Regions from separate parts of the Homo sapiens genome. Here regions 1, 2, 3, 4 and 6 are each linked to region 5. The links are chromatin contacts, found by Hi-C or POLR2A ChIA-PET in ENCODE. All regions are on one chromosome and are shown on one strand. The core of a region is the stretch at or near the end of the contact, and the rest is flanking DNA. Distances in the headings are between cores, read along the strand shown. Region 1 holds the start of USP11 (ubiquitin specific peptidase 11). Region 2 holds the start of RBM3 (RNA binding motif protein 3). Region 3 holds the start of HDAC6 (histone deacetylase 6). Region 4 holds the start of WDR13 (WD repeat domain 13). Region 5 holds the start of ZNF81 (zinc finger protein 81). Region 6 holds the start of SLC38A5 (solute carrier family 38 member 5).

The links. A loop is a pair of places that touch in the nucleus more often than their neighbours do. ChIA-PET counts read pairs that join two places held with the same protein, here RNA polymerase II (POLR2A). Pooled maps may share reads with other maps.
Region 1: a loop to region 5 is called in a map with no recorded cell type, with 14 times the contacts of the local background. The contact joins the promoter of USP11 here to the promoter of ZNF81 in region 5. A Hi-C loop is called at or near these places in 1 of 37 single-sample maps with no recorded cell type and 12 of 50 pooled maps. POLR2A ChIA-PET finds 5 or more read pairs at or near these places in 1 of 52 experiments (activated CD4-positive, alpha-beta T cell).
Region 2: a map of B cell shows a loop between it and region 5 (23-fold over the local background). The contact joins the promoter of RBM3 here to the promoter of ZNF81 in region 5. A Hi-C loop is called at or near these places in 1 of 168 maps with a recorded cell type or tissue (B cell), 2 of 37 single-sample maps with no recorded cell type and 8 of 50 pooled maps. POLR2A ChIA-PET finds 5 or more read pairs at or near these places in 2 of 52 experiments (HEK293 and activated B cell).
Region 3: a loop to region 5 is called in a map of naive thymus-derived CD4-positive, alpha-beta T cell, with 10 times the contacts of the local background. The contact joins the promoter of HDAC6 here to the promoter of ZNF81 in region 5. A Hi-C loop is called at or near these places in 1 of 168 maps with a recorded cell type or tissue (naive thymus-derived CD4-positive, alpha-beta T cell), 3 of 37 single-sample maps with no recorded cell type and 8 of 50 pooled maps.
Region 4: a loop to region 5 is called in a map of B cell, with 12 times the contacts of the local background. The contact joins the promoter of WDR13 here to the promoter of ZNF81 in region 5. A Hi-C loop is called at or near these places in 1 of 168 maps with a recorded cell type or tissue (B cell) and 6 of 50 pooled maps. POLR2A ChIA-PET finds 5 or more read pairs at or near these places in 1 of 52 experiments (HEK293).
Region 6: a loop to region 5 is called in a map of CD8-positive, alpha-beta T cell, with 7 times the contacts of the local background. The contact joins the promoter of SLC38A5 here to the promoter of ZNF81 in region 5. A Hi-C loop is called at or near these places in 7 of 168 maps with a recorded cell type or tissue (B cell, CD8-positive, alpha-beta T cell, cardiac septum and 2 more), 6 of 37 single-sample maps with no recorded cell type and 20 of 50 pooled maps. POLR2A ChIA-PET finds 5 or more read pairs at or near these places in 1 of 52 experiments (activated CD4-positive, alpha-beta T cell).

What each region holds. Positions count from the first base shown.
Region 1 is chrX:47,231,561-47,234,260 of GRCh38, reverse strand. It overlaps USP11 (ubiquitin specific peptidase 11), which reads right to left and starts at 1,252. Exons shown (of 21, transcript NM_001371072.1): 1 at 1,042-1,252. The coding sequence starts at 1,217. RefSeq lists enhancers at 314-897, 1,323-1,372 and a cis regulatory region at 375-1,597.
Region 2 is chrX:48,573,213-48,575,975 of GRCh38, reverse strand. It overlaps RBM3 (RNA binding motif protein 3), which reads right to left and starts at 1,492. Exons shown (of 7, transcript NM_006743.5): 1 at 1,403-1,492; 2 at 693-808; 3 at 309-415. The coding sequence starts at 795. RefSeq lists enhancers at 1,165-1,434, 418-1,617 and a cis regulatory region at 1,374-2,359.
Region 3 is chrX:48,800,679-48,803,378 of GRCh38, reverse strand. HDAC6 (histone deacetylase 6) reads right to left here and starts at 1,312. Exons shown (of 29, transcript NM_006044.4): 1 at 1,237-1,312; 2 at 594-716; 3 at 380-508; 4 at 163-251. The coding sequence starts at 686. RefSeq lists enhancers at 661-740, 1,371-1,884, 1,731-2,000, 2,122-2,700 and a cis regulatory region at 2,461-2,700.
Region 4 is chrX:48,596,042-48,598,741 of GRCh38, reverse strand. WDR13 (WD repeat domain 13) reads right to left here and starts at 1,250. Exons shown (of 10, transcript NM_001347217.2): 1 at 1,128-1,250; 2 at 705-784; 3 at 1-25. The coding sequence starts at 745. RefSeq lists enhancers at 455-514, 535-604, 625-944.
Region 5 is chrX:47,835,508-47,838,207 of GRCh38, reverse strand. It overlaps ZNF81 (zinc finger protein 81), which reads right to left and starts at 1,306. Exons shown (of 5, transcript NM_007137.5): 1 at 1,221-1,306. RefSeq lists an enhancer at 1,179-1,558.
Region 6 is chrX:48,469,010-48,471,709 of GRCh38, reverse strand. SLC38A5 (solute carrier family 38 member 5) reads left to right here and starts at 1,450. Exons shown (of 17, transcript NM_033518.4): 1 at 1,450-1,528; 2 at 2,274-2,375.

The DNA.
Region 1 (2,700 bases), core at 3-2,502, 600 kb after region 5:
TGGAACAGTTCTTCAGCCTTTGTCTTTCATGATCCTGACATTTTTGAAGAGTGTAGGCCGTTTATTTTAACAGGATGTCCGTCAATCTGGGCTGCGTAAATGTTTTATATAATCTTTTTAAGTCTTACGTATTTCACAATTAAAAAACGAGATGCAACTCGGCGAGAAATAAAATGAACTCAGAAGCAGTAAATTTCAAGAAGGACTGTTTAGCAAGAAATCAGTAAAACAAGCCGATTTATCAAAATTCTATTTTTTAAAAAAACGACTTTTTCTTGATTCTAAAAACAAAACAGTACCAACACAGAAAACCAATTAAACATGGAAGGCCCCTCCGGTGCTAATCACCTGCACGTTCTCTCGACTCGGGAAGGCTTCCGCCAGAATCAAAAACCACGGCGCGTCATAAACTTTGCTTATTCGCAGGCGCCATTTTCTGCCTCATAGGCACCACCTCCCCTCCACTGTCGTCCCTCGGCCTCAGAGCACGCCCCTCAGCTCACGTCACCAACCTAACCTCGTTCCCAGGCTCCAGGCTCCTCCCCCCTCCCCCACGGAGGTCCCCGCTCCCTCCCTCGGACCGTTCGGCTCCATCCCGCTCTTCTGCTGACGTCACAAAGCTCGCCTCGTTCCCAGCCGCCCCGGAGCAATCGGAAACCGCTCCTCGCCCCCAAAAGTTGCATTACGCAGCGCAGGCCGCGCCCCCGCCTTATGTAGCAGAACCCACCTTCTTCCCAGGTTCCTACGCAGTTTCACTACGCAGGCCCGGCCCCACCTCCAGGACCGAAACTGGTCTCATCACAACAAACCCCATTTTGTTCTCAGGCGTCAGACTGCACCACACAGGCCCCGCCCCTTTTCCAGACGTTGCGATTCATTCAAAGGCACTTCCCCGCCCCTTTAGCCCGCTGTCCCGCCGGCCACTCCCCCGCCCCCGCACCCCGCAGCAGCTTTCCCGCGGCCCTCGGCCGCCGAATCCCCAGCGGTTGTCAATGCCCCCACCGTTCCCTCTGCCGAGGCTCCACCGCAGCCCAGCCTCACCAGCTTTCGCCGGCCCGCAGTGGACGTTCTCGCCCACTCTCGCCGTTTTCTATCTGGCGCCACTGGCTGTCCAGGCCTGGCAGCTCCTCGTGCTGTGGCTCTCTATCCTCAGTCACCGCCGCTGCCGCCGCCACAGCCGCCGCAGCAGCAGCTGGATTTGCTGCGACCGTCGCCATCGCCGTCCGTTCTCTTCTACAGCCAACGCAGCTGTGCGAGATTGGAAGACGCCCCTCAACAGCCACTTCCGGATTCTGGTCCCGGAAACGGAAGCAGAGCCCCCCAAACAGTCGCGGGGCTACTGCCATATTGGAAATGGCCCCGTGCACAGACGCGTCGAAGGGCTAGGTGGGGTAAAATCTTCAGTGGGAACCAAGAAAGACAAAAGTGCCTTGTGGGGTCCTAACGCCCTGTAGACTTAGGGCACAGGTGGCATGGAAAGTGGAGGCTGAGGTTCCCGAGGTGGGCTAGGACTCCTACCCTGGGAGCAGTGTTTTTGTTAGCCTGATCAGAATGCCCTTCATTGTACCATCAAAACCCAATGCAAAAGAGGTTTCCACCTCCAGAGACCCACCGAGGCCTGCGGGCTGTTGTTTCTCTTCCTGAACTAGATTTATTCACTAGACAAGGTGTTGAAGACAAGTTAGCCCCAGGCCCTATGTTTGTTGGAGTCATAGCAATCATAACTAAACTAGCTGTCCGCCCAGTTTAAGTGCTTTATTGGACTAAAATAGTAGCCTCAGGCAGCAGGTACTGTCCTTGTCACCCATGGGTAACAATGGGGACGCTGAGTACCAGAAACGTCCCTCAGCTAATTAGTGGTGGAGCTGCAGTTTAGACTTGAGAAATCTGGTTTCAGAGCTGTGACCTTAAACACCAGGCCAAACATTCTCCAACCGTGTGGTCCCAGTGGTCCCAGCCTGTCTACCGGTCCAAAAATCCTCTTGGGGTTTCACAAAATGAAAACTATTTTCACAATACTTTTTCACTCTCATTCTCTCAGGGGTGTACAGTGTGATTATCCAGAGGCTTCTGAATCCAGAGGCTATATGACATAAGCAAAAACTCTTTTGAATATCTTAAACTTTTAAGAACATAAAGGAATCCCGAGACCCAAAGTTTGAGAACCCTTGGACTAGGCCAGGGTCTCTCAACCTCAGCACTGTCATTTCTTTGTTGTGGGCATTGCAGGATATGTAGCAGCATCCCTGGCCTCTACCTACTAGATACCAAGTAGTACCCCTCAGGACAACCAAGTATCTCCAGACATTACCAAATGTCCTTTGGGGGAAAAATGTCTCTGGTTGAGAACCACTGCTCTAGGCTATGCTATTCTTTCCTCTGCTGGGGCTGCCAGCCCCGTTGATGATGACTTTAATTTCGAACCTCCCTTCCCCCTCACAATTTCATAATTTACCTATTTTCAGTTAATCTCTGCGGGGCAGGGATTGTGTCTTTATTACTGTGATTCCAGCCCCCAGCCCAGACCTGGCATAGATGAGGGGTCACAAACTCAGTTGTGTAAGCTCTGGGTGAGGAAAGGGAGCAGGCCTTTCACTTAAGGGTCCCCAAAGAAAGTGGCATTTGAGTTGAGTCAGACACATGGCAGATAGCTGCTCTTCAAGCCCAGTTGAATCTTGTCAGATTCTCTGAATTGATTCT
Region 2 (2,763 bases), core at 243-2,742, 740 kb before region 5:
AAGACTCACGAGGTCCTCTCCGGGCCAGGCCCACAGGTCTGCAGACTCTACTACCTAAGCCCAAGGCAGGTCAACCATCCACAGGTGGCTTCTCGGCCTCATGCAGGACCAGTCGTCGCCTCCCAGGCGGCCAGGCTCTGTCTGCCGCTGCCCTCCACCCCCTAGAACAAAAGGCAGTCATGCTCCTGTGAGTGGGCACTGCGGGGCTTGGTGGCCACGCTGCCCCGAGCAGACACAGAGGGAAAAACAAAAAGAATGAAGGAAGCCGCAGATGGGGACAAGGTCCCTCTGCAGATAGGAGGCCCCACCTCTCCGTTCATGGCTCTCATGGCAACTGAAGCATGCTCTGGGTTGGTGAAGGTGATGAAACCAAAACCCCTGGACCGCTGAGTCTCCCGGTCCTTGACAACGACCACTGTGAGAGGGAGAGAAGATGGAGCAATGTGGACCAGTCAGTACCCCAAAGGTTAAGTAGCAAAGGGTGGCCGGAAAAGGAGATGGCATAGGTAGGGAAAACGGAGCGCTCCCACTAATCCCAAAGACGCTTCCCCTCATCCTTAGTCTACACCATAGGCTTAGGAAGAAAAAGAATTTGGAGGCGTGGGTCCTAACTTTTCAGTTAATACTCCTTGAAATGCAAGGATCCCAGACTTTCTCTCACCAACCCCCATTGTGAGTATGGCCCGTCTCACCCTCAGAGATAGGTCCGAAACTGCTGAAGTGGTCTTCCAGTGCCTGCTCGTCGGTGTTAAAGTTGAGCCCTCCCACGAAGAGCTTTCCTTCTTCAGAGGACATGGCAGTTCAAGTCCTGTGGGAAGAACATGAAGAATGGTGGCAGGAAGGAGAAAGAAAATGGAGATGTGAGAAAATAGCGAGACGGAAAGCAGAGAAAAAGCACAGAAAATAGACAAGAAAGAGGAACAAAATATGGGTAACTACAGAAAAGCTGAGAAAGGCGGCCAATAAGGTGGTAATCTGAGGAGCTGGCTCAGCGCAGCCACCATTAGGGGGCCACATTGCGCATGCTCTCACATTCATAGCCGCCACGCCCGTCATTTTGTGCCACTGCGCAAGCCCAGAACATCCCTGCGTTCCCTTAACGCCGGCAGAACAAGATGGCGGCGGCCACGTGGGATAAGGAAAGTAAGTGTCGGCTGTCGCGTGGTCACTGCCACCACCGACGCCACCAGTCCCTCCCGGTAGGCCTCACACTCAGATACAGCGCGCCGGCCTCCCACCAACCGAAATGTTTCACCTCCAAGCACGGGACCCGCCCGTCCCAGAGAAAGCCAAGCCTACGTGTCAGTGGCCATTACTCTCCCCACTCGCTATTCCCCGGTCACGGCCGGCGCGGCGCGTGTGTGGCGAGGAGCCGCCGTTTCGCAGGACATATGCAACTTACCTGGAAATTAAAACGTAAAAAACCCGGACGAACAGCGAGCTCGGAGGAGCACAAAAAACAGGGACGGGGCTGCGCCGGAAGACGATTGATAAAGAGTACGTAGCGAGAACGTCCCGGAACGTTCCCCTTGCGCGTCCCGGCGTGCGTGCTGATTGGCTGAGGCCAGCAGGAGCGGAGTGGTGGGGAGAGGAAGGGACAGCAAAGCGAAGGGAGCAGTGTTCTCCGCGAAATGGGGTGTTTCCGGAAATGGGGTGTTTCCGGAAATGGGGTCGACTTTTGAACAGCTGGTGCACCCTAAACGTCAGCATCCCCCCCACAACCGGCTGAGCTGCCTTTATCCCTTCCACAAAGGAACCTTCTCAATCTCATACTACTTGCTGTCCCTGACATCATCCTCCCGTCCTTGCCATCATTTCCCCCGCTGGATCGGATGTCTTCCTCACCATCGTAGTCGTCTTCCTCTAGGTCCCTGCCATTCTCTGATGTTAACCTCCTTCACCTTCTAGTTCTTTAACCTCATACCCTTTAAAGGCCTGACATTTTATCCCCCACCGTCACTGATGTCATCACCCTTCACAGTCCATGATGTCAGACCCAACGTTTTAAGGTTTGACCCTGACTCCTACTCTTTCTCCTCTGTGCTCAACATCTAGCCGCCTGTCATGGGACCCTTTTCCCTGGCGTCATTCCATCTCATCTCTGACTTCAGCCCTCACCCTTGTCTGACTGCTGGCGTGAAGCCAGCCCCTTAATTTTCTCACCAATAGACTGCCTGAGATGGCTTTTACAAAACAGGATGCTGGCCGGGCGCGGTGGCTCACGCCTGTATTCCCAGCACTTTGGGAGGCCAAAGCGGGCGGTTCACGAGTTCAGGAGTTCGAGACCTGCATGGCCAACATGGTGAAACCCCATCTCTACTAAAAATACAAAAAAAAAAAAAAAAAAAAAAAAAGAAAAAAAAAATTAGCTGGGTGTGGTGGCACGTGCCTGTAGTCCCACCTACTCGGGAGGCTGAGGCTGGAAAATCGCTTGAACCCGGGAGGCGGAGGTTGCAGTGAGCCGAGACCACGCCATTGCACTCCAGCCTGGGTGAAAACAAAACAAAACAAAAGAGGATGCTACGATCTTCAGAGGTTGTAAATCCCAATCCATAGAGCAATTTTTGCTCTCTTCGAAAGTAACTGAGCCCTTGCCGGGCGCAGTGGCTCATGCCTGTAATCCCAGCACTTTGGGAGGCCGAAGTGGGCAGATCACAAGGTCAGGAGTTCAAGACTACCCTGGCCAATATGGTGAAACCCTGTCTCTACTAACAATACAAAAAAAAAAAAAAATTAGCCGGGCGTGGTGGTAGGCACCTGTAG
Region 3 (2,700 bases), core at 63-2,562, 970 kb before region 5:
TTGTTAGCTACATAAAAGAACCCTTTCAAGTGTGAGCCCTACCTCCCCAAATCATCTGCTTCCAGTATCCAGGCTGGGGTAAGAAAAGATTTATTCTTGCTAATGGGCTCTAAGTGTGTGTATTTTTGTGGTTTGGAGACAGCCTGGAGGACCCAGCCTCACCTGTCATCCCAGAGGCAATGGAATTCATTTAACTGCTCATCCAACACCAAGCCAGTGCCAGCCAGTGCTTCAGCCTCAAGGTTCAGATCCTGCAGAGGAAAAAAAAAAGGAGACACAGATCCATTTTAGGCCCTGAGTCAGAGGGAACTGTCCAGGGTGGGGAACCTTTGGGTTTTGATTGTCATACGAGGCTAAACTGCAGCCAGGCCCTGCTCACCATCCCTTGCAGTCCCACGATTAGGTCTTCTTCCATTGCTTGGCCGAGCTTCTTCATTTTGCCTTTCTTCTTTACCTCCGCTAGATTGGGGATAGAGCGGGGAACGGCTCCCTTTTTAATATTTCGCTTCTGTGAATCAGAGAGAAGGGTCAGAGTCCAGGGCATGACCAACTTGCTCCCTCTCCCCCTCATCAGGGCGGGTCTAGGGCCTCACCGAAGTGACACTGGAGTCCTGAGGGGGCGACTGGGGGTTCTGCCTACTTCTTCGCTGCCTGGTTGTGGTGGAATCCTGGCCGGTTGAGGTCATAGTTGAGGAGGCTTGGCCCCTGCCGCGGTTCTGGGGGTGGGGGGAGGAGCGTGGGTATGTGAGGGGGCTAGTGTGCCCTGAGGACCCCACCTCTCTGCCCTTTTCCAGGCTCCGCCCCCTCTATTAGATTCCATTCCTTACGCGATCTGATTCTCCACAGCCTTCCAAACTCCGCCTCTCTCAGGCCTTCTCCCTCCACTCAGGTGGCCATTCTACCCGGCCCCGCCCGGCCCGCTAGACTCCACCCCTTTTACACGATTCTCTTTCCCTGGTCTTGCCCTTTCACGGAGCAATGAGCCCCCGGGCTCACACAGTCCGTCTTAGGGCCTGCCCTTTCCAACCAATCACCGCCCCTTCTACTCTCCTAAGCCCCATTCCCAGACCCTCTAAGCCCAGCCCAGACCCCATTCCTTCACGAACCTGCCCTTTCGGCCTATCTCCCGGGATAATCACCCACCCTTTCACTCAGCCGGCCCCGGCCCCGACCCCGGTTTCGACTCCACCCTTAACGATTCACTTAACTCCACCCCTTATCGGGCCGGACCGGTACCTTCCACTCCGCCAGATCCCGCCCCTAGCGTTTCAACCAGCCCCGCTCCTCAGGGGACTGCCCCGTTCCTTCAACCAGCTCCACCCCCTGCCCAGACCCGACCGCTAACGTTTCGCTAACCCTCTTCAGCCAGTCCCTAGCCGCCTTCGGTCGGCCTCCGCCCCCTTCCCGCCTCCGCCGTCGACGCGCTGTACTCACCGCTCCACTCATTGGACGCAGCCCCTTTCTCAAACTCCGCCCTTGGCTCGCTCCACCAAGTTTCTGGCGACCTGTGGGGACGCGAGCGCTCAGGCTTTTCTTTTCCATTGGGCCTCGTCTCTCGACTGCCCGCCCAGATCCCGCCTCCAGAGGGGACCGTGCCTCAAGGCCGCGCCCCTCGCGCGAGCCACACCTCTCGCGAGCTCACAAGCGGCGGGGCGGTGCGTCGGCGTGCTACGCCAGCTGGGCTGAGCCACACCGCGAGCTCACAGGCGACGGGGCGGTGCGTCGGCGTGCTACGCCAGCTGTGCTGCGCCTACGTAAAAGGCAGGCGCCGGCGGTTCCCGACAGGGCTGCGGTGCAAGCTTTTTCTTGCCTCGGCTATCGTCGCTGTCGTCCCGGATGCCATAGCCGCCGCCCCTCCGTCCCTGTCCAGTCACTTAGGAGCCCTTCGGGTCGGCGGTGTCTGGAGAGCAAGCAAGGAAGCGAGGGAATTAGGAAGGGGCATCTTACCTTTTCCCCGCGACTTCCCGCGCGACGCGCCGTGATGACGTAGCGCGGGCGGGCTGGTTGTGGCTGGGCCGAGAGCGAGGTTGCCACTGGACGTTGGTGGTGGCGGCCAAAATAGGCGTGGTGACGATGCTAAATGTGAGGATTTTCCGAGTTAATATTCACTATGGTGGTACACAGGAAACACTGGCCGAATATTAGCTATTAATATTCTGCCGCAATATTCTGAGTGGAAGGAGTCTTAGTGGGGGCAGGGAATGGTAATGATAGCAAGTATTATGTGACAGGCATCGTTGTAAACCACAATTCTATGAGGTAGTTCCCATTATTAAGGCTGCTTTGCAGATAAGGAAACTGAGGTTACGGGACTTAACCATGTGACTTTGGGCAAGTTGCTGAACAGTTCTGTGCTCCGTTTCCTCATCTGGAAAGTTGTGATAATAATAGTGCCCAGGGCCAGAATGGCCTTGAGGATGGGAGTTCTCATGGGCAGCAGCTCTCCCTATCTGCCCCCTCCAACGGGTAACCACTGCTCCCAAGCAGTAATAGAAAGTGTGTGTGCGTCTGGGGAGCTGTCCCTAGGCACCCCCTCTCCCCCGCAACTCCCACTCCATGTCTAAATGTCAGCTCTGCAGGAGGCCGGTTTGTCCTCCTAATCTCCCTGTCTCATTCTCCACCATTTCCTACCGGGCTATAAGCTGGGACCGGAGAGATAAGCAGTCCGGGGGTTCTGCATCAGACTGACAGATTGACGGT
Region 4 (2,700 bases), core at 1-2,500, 760 kb before region 5:
CGTTGGTGTGCGGTACGCGTTGTACCTGCAGGGTCAGGATGCAGGGCAGGCAGCAGGCACAGGACAGAGGGAATCAATCAGCTCGGGGGGGGGGGTACGGCAGGAGAGTGAGGTGTGTGGCAGTGACTGGGGCCTAGGTGGTAAGAATGACTAGCAGTGGTGATGAGGGACCTCTTGGTCCTGTGGTGGGAGTGAGTCTGCAGTAATAATGAGCATGGTCATGAGGTCAGTTTGCAGACAACAGAGTCAGTCTGCTGCCGTGCTGGGGTCCCTACGGGGTGACTGGGTCAGCGCAGACAATAATTAGGGTCAGTATACCAGGGCGACAGAAATCAGACTGACATTATGGGGGTCAGCGTTGGGAGGTGATGGGGTCAGAATGGGGAAGTGATGATGTAAAAAAAAAAAAGTCTAGGGGACACCCATAGGGGATAGGATGTCACCTGCCTGAGCCCCACCTCCCTCTCACAGGTAGCCGCTTTGCGCATGCCCACATCTGACCACATTTTCCCAGCTTGCTGTTTAGAATCCTCTCCGGCGCAGCCAACTCACCGCGGGCGTGCCCGCCCCCGCTACTGCGCATGCTCACCTCCGGCATGCCCACGCAGCCGCATAAGGCAAGTTCTCCGCCCAGCCTCACTTATCGCCATTGCGCATGCACCACAGTAAGTTCTGCTCCCATGGGCTTTGACCCCACGCCTCACCTCGCGTCCACTGCTAAGACTTGCTGCCACACCGCGGCCATTCCCCGGCCTCCTCCTCTGGCGTGTCCGCCCGCGGCAGCCTGCAGGACAAGGGCCTGGAATGTGAGCGTCCCGAGCGAAGGGATCTAGTTCCGTCCCTTCCACCAGGCGACCATTGCCATAGACATCGAGTCCCTCCGCGCCGGAGATGTCACGAACTCCCCCCCGGGTGTTACCATGGTCATCACCCCAGCCCTGCCCTTCCTGGGCAGCGCCCGGGTGACACACAGCGATTCAGAACAGACACCGCCCCTCCCCAGTCGCCATAGCAACGCCCCTCCCCCGCCTAGCATTCCTTGCTTGACATTCTCCACCCATCTTGTCCCCGCCGCCCTCCGCCTTCCCTTCTCAGATCCAAGAGCATAGCCCGGGATCGGGGACCACCTCCGGGGCTGCCTCCGGTTCTTGAGGCCCCCCGGAGCGGCCCTGAGACCACTGTCGCCGGTTCCTTCTGTCTCTCCTCCCTTTCTCAGGCTCCAGGCAAGATGGCTGCCTGCTATCAGAAAGAACTGCCGAGCCCAGAGCGAATCGATAGGCATCCTTCCCAGGGCGTGGGAGTCTCGCAGGCGCATTGAGGGACATTGGCTTCAAGCCCAAGGACGGAGGCTCCACCCCTTGACTTCTACCCACTCGTTAATTGCACTTTTTGTGTATACAAGGATAATGTCCAAGGGACATAGCGTCAGGGGTGAGTTTGCTAATCATTCCCTAGAAATCAGAAGTACAACATTATAAAAAAGAGAAGAAACACGACTTTTAAAAAGTGGTGTAGGGCCGGGCGCGGTGGCTCACGCCTGTAATCCCAGCACTTAGGGAGGCCGAGGCAGGTGGATCACTTGAGGCCAGGAGTTCAAGACCAGCCTGGCCAACATGGTGAAACCCCGTCTCTACTAAAAATACAAAAATTAGCCGGGTATGGTGGCGGGCGCTTGTAGTCCCAGCTACTCGGGAGGTTGTGGCAGGAGGATTGCTTGAGCCCAGGACGCGGAGGTTGTAGTGAGCTGAGATCGCGCCACTGCACTCTAGCCTGGGCGACGGGAGTGAAACCCTGTCTCAAAAACAAAAACAAAAAAAGTGGTGTAGGCCACTTTTTAGCAGCACAATCTTGTCCAAGCAAAACTTGAATAATAGAATAAAAAATCATCATATATGCAAAGACGCCTTGAAAGTTCACCAGTTCTTGCAGTGGGCCTCTGCACACCCCTGGGATGAGTAAGGTCGGTTGTGTGTGTGTGACTGGGATGGTTGGACTTGGATGCCCCCAGACAGCTTGAGGCTTGAGTTTCTTTCTTTTTTTTTTTTTTTTTTCTTTTTGAGACGGGAGTCTCGCTCTGTCGCCCAGGCTGGAGTCCAGTGGCGCGATCTCGGCTCATTGCAAGCTCCGCCTCCTGGGTTCACGCCATTCTCCTGCCTCAGCCTCCCAAGTAGCTGGGACTACAGGCGTCCGACACCACGCCTGGCTAAATTTTTGTGTTTTTAGTAGAGAGGGGGTTTCACCGTGTTAACCAAGATGGTCTCAATCTCCTGACCTCATGATCCGCCCGCCTCGGCCTCCCAAAGTGCTGGGATTACAGGCGTGAGCCACCGAGCCCAGTCGAGGCTTGAGTTTCTAAAGACAGAAGATAGAATTAGGCAAAAGAAGCTTTGGGGTTTGGATCCAAAGAGGCTATCTGAATCATCTCTATTTCAACTTCCAGCAGGAAGCTGCTTTCAAACTGTTCATCTTAACGTTATCAGGGTAAACTTCCTGTTGGATCTTAACATCAACTGACATAAAATTCAAAGCTGTTATTTTCCACATTATTTTTATAACAAATACAATCAATTCAACAATGTTTTAAAGTCACCGAAAGATCACACTGTATTGTGTTGACTCAGCATCTCCCTTGTCCCTGTAACAAGCTTATCAGTGTCTTTTCATATTAAATACTCTTTTGTAACATGATTGATAAAGAGT
Region 5 (2,700 bases), core at 57-2,556:
GTGTAAAACCTAATAATTGAGCTCAGCAAGATTGCAGGATACAAGACCAACAGACAAAACTCAATTGTATTCCTATATATAAGCAACAATTTAAAAGATAACACCATTTATGACCACTCCAAAACAATTAAATACTTAGGTATAAATTGAATAAGACATGTACAGAACTTGGGTGATGAAAATTAAAATACACCATTTATAGAAATTTTAAAAGATCTAAATAAATAGAGAGACATACTATGTATATGGATTGGAAGACTTGGCACAGTTAAGACTTAACTTCTTCCCGAGTTGGTATACAGGTTTAATGCAATTCCTATCAAAATCCAAGCAAGATGCTTTGTAGATAGAGACAAGATTTTCTAAAATGCATATAGGAAAGGCAAGGGAACCAGAGGCATTAAAACAATTTTGAAAAAGAATAAAGTGAGAGGAATCACTCTATCCAATTCAAGACAGCAAGGTAGTACTGGCAGAGGGATAGACACATAGACAATGAACTGAATAGCAAACCCAGAAAGAGCCCACACACAAGTATGGCCAACTTATTTTTGACAATGGTGAAAGACAAGTCAATGGAGGAAAGATAGTCTTTTCAACAAATGGTGCTTCAGTCTGGACATCCATAAGCAAATTAATGCACCTCGACCTAAGTCTCATACTTTATACAAAAAGTAACTCACAGAGGATCACAGACAGCAGTAAGGAGACACAGACAAATCACCATCACAGTGGAGAATTTCTCTCTCCTCGAAGTAATAGAAGAAGCAGACAAAAAAGGATAGATTTTCTATGACACAATTGACGACTAAATAATTAAATATTATTTTCAAGTTATATATAGAACGTTTCTAAAAATTCACCACGGACTAGGCCATAAGTCTCCTTATATTTCAAGGAATGAGCTTCACGTAGATATTTTTCTAACACAGAAAACTAAGGTTAGAGATCCATTACAGAGATAAACTTTTGCACACTGAAACCCCACTTTTGAATAACTCCCGGGTAAAAGACAAATGAATACAAGTTAACACTCTTAAAAAACATAATGCTCCAAACCCAATGGGGCTTAGAATGAACTTTAAGACCTTAACGGTGATGTTAGAAAAGAGAAAAGCCTGCAAAATGATGAGTGAATCATCCAACTCAAGTTAGATAAACGATTCCATCACTGGCCACACAGAATCGCCCAGCACTCACCCTCCCCGGCCCCCCATCACCTCCACATCCCTGGGCACTGAACGTCGAATCCTCCTGACAACTATCAAACCCCGGCTGAGAACCGGCGAGAACCGCAGCCGCTTCCGGTCACTACCCCTAGCACCGCCCTTTTTCGGGGTTTGGGACTTCACATGAATGAGGGAAGCGGAGGTTCCGCGCGTGCGCAAAACCACCTTTGAAGCTGCTGTTAGCCAGGAGTCAACATGGAGAAGTTACGGAAGTGGGTGCTTTGGGACGTTCGGTACCCCTCGGCGGCGTGGTCAGGTGGGGAACATGGCCGCGCCCACGTCGCGCTTCCCCATGGGATACACCATGTTGGAGGAGTGTCCATCCGTATTGAGGATGAGGACACCTCTGAACTCACAGAGCAGGCTGTGAGTTTAGAGCTGTCTGCTCTAAACTCAGGTGGAGCTGTCCCGCTGGTGGCAGGGAGCACGGGTGGGGACGTTTCTCTGGGCGGGCTAACTGGAGGAGGGGGTCTTTGGACCTGTAGTCTATGGATCTGTGTGATACCGCTCCGAGAAACTGAAGGGCCTCTTGGAAAGAATCAGGGGCGGCCGCGGCTATCTCCTGGCAGATACCACAGGATGAGAAGCGGGGAGATGTCAGGCTGGTTACAGGCTTCTCCTAGGACATACCACAAGGGGAGGAGGAGGAGGAGAAATCATGGTTATGCAAGCCCTCCTAGGATATGCCATGAGGTGGGAAAAAGGGAGAACTCAGAGTGCTGGGTTCCCCTCCTGCTGTGCCTGTGGGGCTTGGATGCGAGGTTTGAATGCTGCAGCAATTTACCTTATCTCCCACTCCATCTACCCCAGCTAAAAAGGGACTACGTAGTACCAATACTAATAATTTTTAATGTGTCCTTAGTCCAATGCAATATGTCAATAAAAATCTTTAGGAAACTTTATTATTTTTATTTCCTCATGAAGTAAAATATATGTGGTCATGGTGCCCTTACTTTGGAAATGTAGCTTTAATACAAGGCTCTGCTTCTACCCTTCAACCAGTTTGCTGCTCCATATCACCTCCAATGTGTAAATTCTGGAGATGCCCCTGCCCTCTGGGAGATGTCACTGGAGCAGAAGGGGAAGAAGTCGTGCAGTCCTTCACCTAAGAATGCCTATTCATCCTTCAAAATCAAGTTCAAATATCTCCTCCTCCAGAGAATCCTGACAGAGCTAGAAGCCTGTGTGCCCTCCTGAAAGCCTTTCTGAATCCTCAGGTGAAAAAAATATTTTGAGAGGACCTGGTGTAGGCTGAAGTGTGGACTTGCTGGGGGCTCTCAATCCAGTCTTATCCCCTCTGGCCCTCGGTTTAACAATCTCGAAGGTTAGAGGTGTCCTAGTCCAATTAGCCTCAAACTAATTTTTAGTCTGACAGATCCAGCAATCAATAAGGGAGACTGCACACCAGGGGCACCATGGGCAGCTCACTAAGCAAAGGAAAAGATAGAGTTCTTATAGGATTTTGAGGAAT
Region 6 (2,700 bases), core at 201-2,700, 630 kb before region 5:
TATGTGTGCCCTCGGGGTGTTTCTTCTGGTGCCATGGTATGAGTACTATCTGGTTCTCTTGTTTTTTCCTTGTGTAGCTTTCAGTGTGGTTTCTGGATTTTTTCTTTGCAACGATAGTAAGCGTACTCTGCATTCCTGTGCTTTGTGTTTGTGTGCAGGTATATGCTTTCCCTATATGTTTCTTTTCTGACTTGATTTGTGACTAGCTGTGTGTGTACACGGCTGTGTGCAGCCATTTGCTGAAATGCAGTTGTGTGTGTGTGTGTGTGTGAGAGAGAGAGAGAGAGGAGAGAGAGAGAGAAGGAGACTATGGCTTTTCTGTTTGTACAAAAATCATGTCAGCCTATGAGTGCCTCTCTCTGTGACTGGAGCTGTATGTGGTTACATGTGGTCACAAGTGCACATTCAAGTTCACATACACAGAGATATCATTTTAGGGCTTGAACCTGGAAGTTTGCCTCCAGGGTCATCTGAACCTGGATTCAGGTTCAGATCCAGGGCCATCTGAACCTGGATCGTGTGTGTGGGAAAGACCCAGGACCCACACACAATGTCATCAGCTGTGTGTAATTGTGTGCTCTGTGTGTGGCTGTGAATCTGTGTGTGTGATTTGCCTGTTGATTGTCTTTGGCATGGCTGTGGGTCCACGGGCGGTGAGGTTCAGGAGTCTCGAGTGTCTGGAAATCGGCACAAGCCTATCCCTGTGTTAGTCTGTGCTCTCTGTGAGCGGCTCTGAGCCTGTCGGTATTGATAGCTGTAAGACTATCGTCACTCTGTGTGGCCACGTGTGTGACTGTCCCATGAGCCATTGCTCTTAACGTGCAGTGGTGAGTCTGTGTGTGTTCATGTCTGTCAGTCTTTATTCTCTTGTGTGGCTGTGAGTCTTTGTGCACCTCTGTGAGTGATGGCGAGTTGGCCCCCGTATCTGAGCCCCTTGATGGGGCTGTGATGGGTCCTGTTGTGTAGCTGCGATTCCTGAGTGTGCAGGAGTCTCTCTCCCGCTGTGGGGAAGTAAACGCCCCATCCCTTGTCCTCCTCCAACTGTGGGTGGGGTGAGGGCATCTAGGCCAGCTTTGAAGCCCCAGCCAGCTCCTGGCCTTTCCGGGAATTCTGTGTTCCCTGTCGGGGGTGGGCAGGCGGGCGAGGGGCCCAGACAGAGGCCTCTTGTCCACCTGGGCTTCAAGCAGCCCAGTCGAGGTGGTCCCAGACCCCAAGTCCACCCTGCCTGACATCCTGTAGCGGACACGTGGCTTGCCTGGGACAGGCATGCCTGTCATATGCCTGGAGGGGAGTGAACAGACGGACTCCCATAGAAGACAGACGGACAGACAGATAGTGGGACTTCTCAGGGCTTGGACAAGCCCCACCCCACGCTTGGGGTGGGGTCCAGGACTACAGTGCCCGCCCAGTTTGCGGACAGTGTGAGTTCACAGTCCACATTCCCCACCCAGCCACAAATGCCCTCCCTGCCTCCCTCTGGGGGCCCCCAAGATCTAGGGTCCTCTCGTGCCTAGGCTGTCTGCCTGAGGTCTGCCTGGAATAGCCTGGCTACTACCCCTGCACCTGTTCCCCTGCTGTCCCCAGGCCTCTCTGCCTGAATCTGCCTCTCTCTGCCTCTTTTCTCCTGTCCCTCCAGGAGTCTCTCTGCCTCAACCACTCTCTCTGCCCCTTCATCTCTCTGAGCTGGTGTGTCTGGTCCTACCCTCTGTTTGGGGAGCTGTCTGGCTCTGTCCCCCACCTCTTGGCCAGCCTGTGTCTCCTGTCTATGACTGAGCCCAATTGCCTGTTGCCTTTCTGCAGGTGTTTCCACGAGCCTATCCCTACCCACCTGTTTGTTTCTGAGTCTGCCTGTGTGTCCCTTTCTCCCTGTCTCTGCCTGTCTTCCAAGCTCCCCTAGCATCCCCTCCTCCCGCCCATCTGTCTTTCTGTCCCTTCTGTGGTCTGTCTGTTCCTGTGCTGTTTCTCATGCCTGCTTTCTTTGTAACTTCAGTTCTCCTACTCTCTCTCTGTCTCCTCTCTGCACCTTTTTCTGCCATCCATCCCATCCTGCTGTCCGTCTGCTCTGTGAGTCCATCCCCTCTGTCTGCCTGTCACTCTCTCTAGCTGTGGGTCTACACCCTCAATCTTTCAGGCCATTTCCCCCACCATCAACACACAAACAAACCGCTGTCTCCCTCCAAGTGGGTCCAGATAGGGGGCGCCCCTTCTCCACCTCTTCCCCCGCCCAGGGCCAGAAGGAGGGAAACGAAATTAAAATTAACATTTCTTCTCAGGAAAAAAAAAAAAGTACCGCTCCAGAGCAGGAGCCTAGGCAGCCGAGAGGGTGCCCGAACCTGAGTCTGAGTTGCGGCCACTTCAGGAGCTGAGAGGAGCAGGTAGGTGAGGAGGGAGCGTGGGCTGCGGGGATGGTGTTCCTGGGGGCCTGAGATATGAGTAGGGGTCCTGGGAGGGGGCTCGGGGTTCCTTGGAGACATTTTAGCACTAGTGGGGAATGGAATGGCGTGTATGGGGAGGTCCTTTTTGTACCCTGATCCCAGGAAGTGAATTCAGGTGTGGGTGGGAGGCTCCGGAGGGTGCTGGTGGTGGGGGATGGGACTCCTTGAGACCCTCCCTGTCCCAGGAACGGGATTCAGGACTTGGGAAAAGGATTTCCTGAGCCAGTTTGAGCTCTAATGGGGACCTTGAATGGGGGTTTCTGAG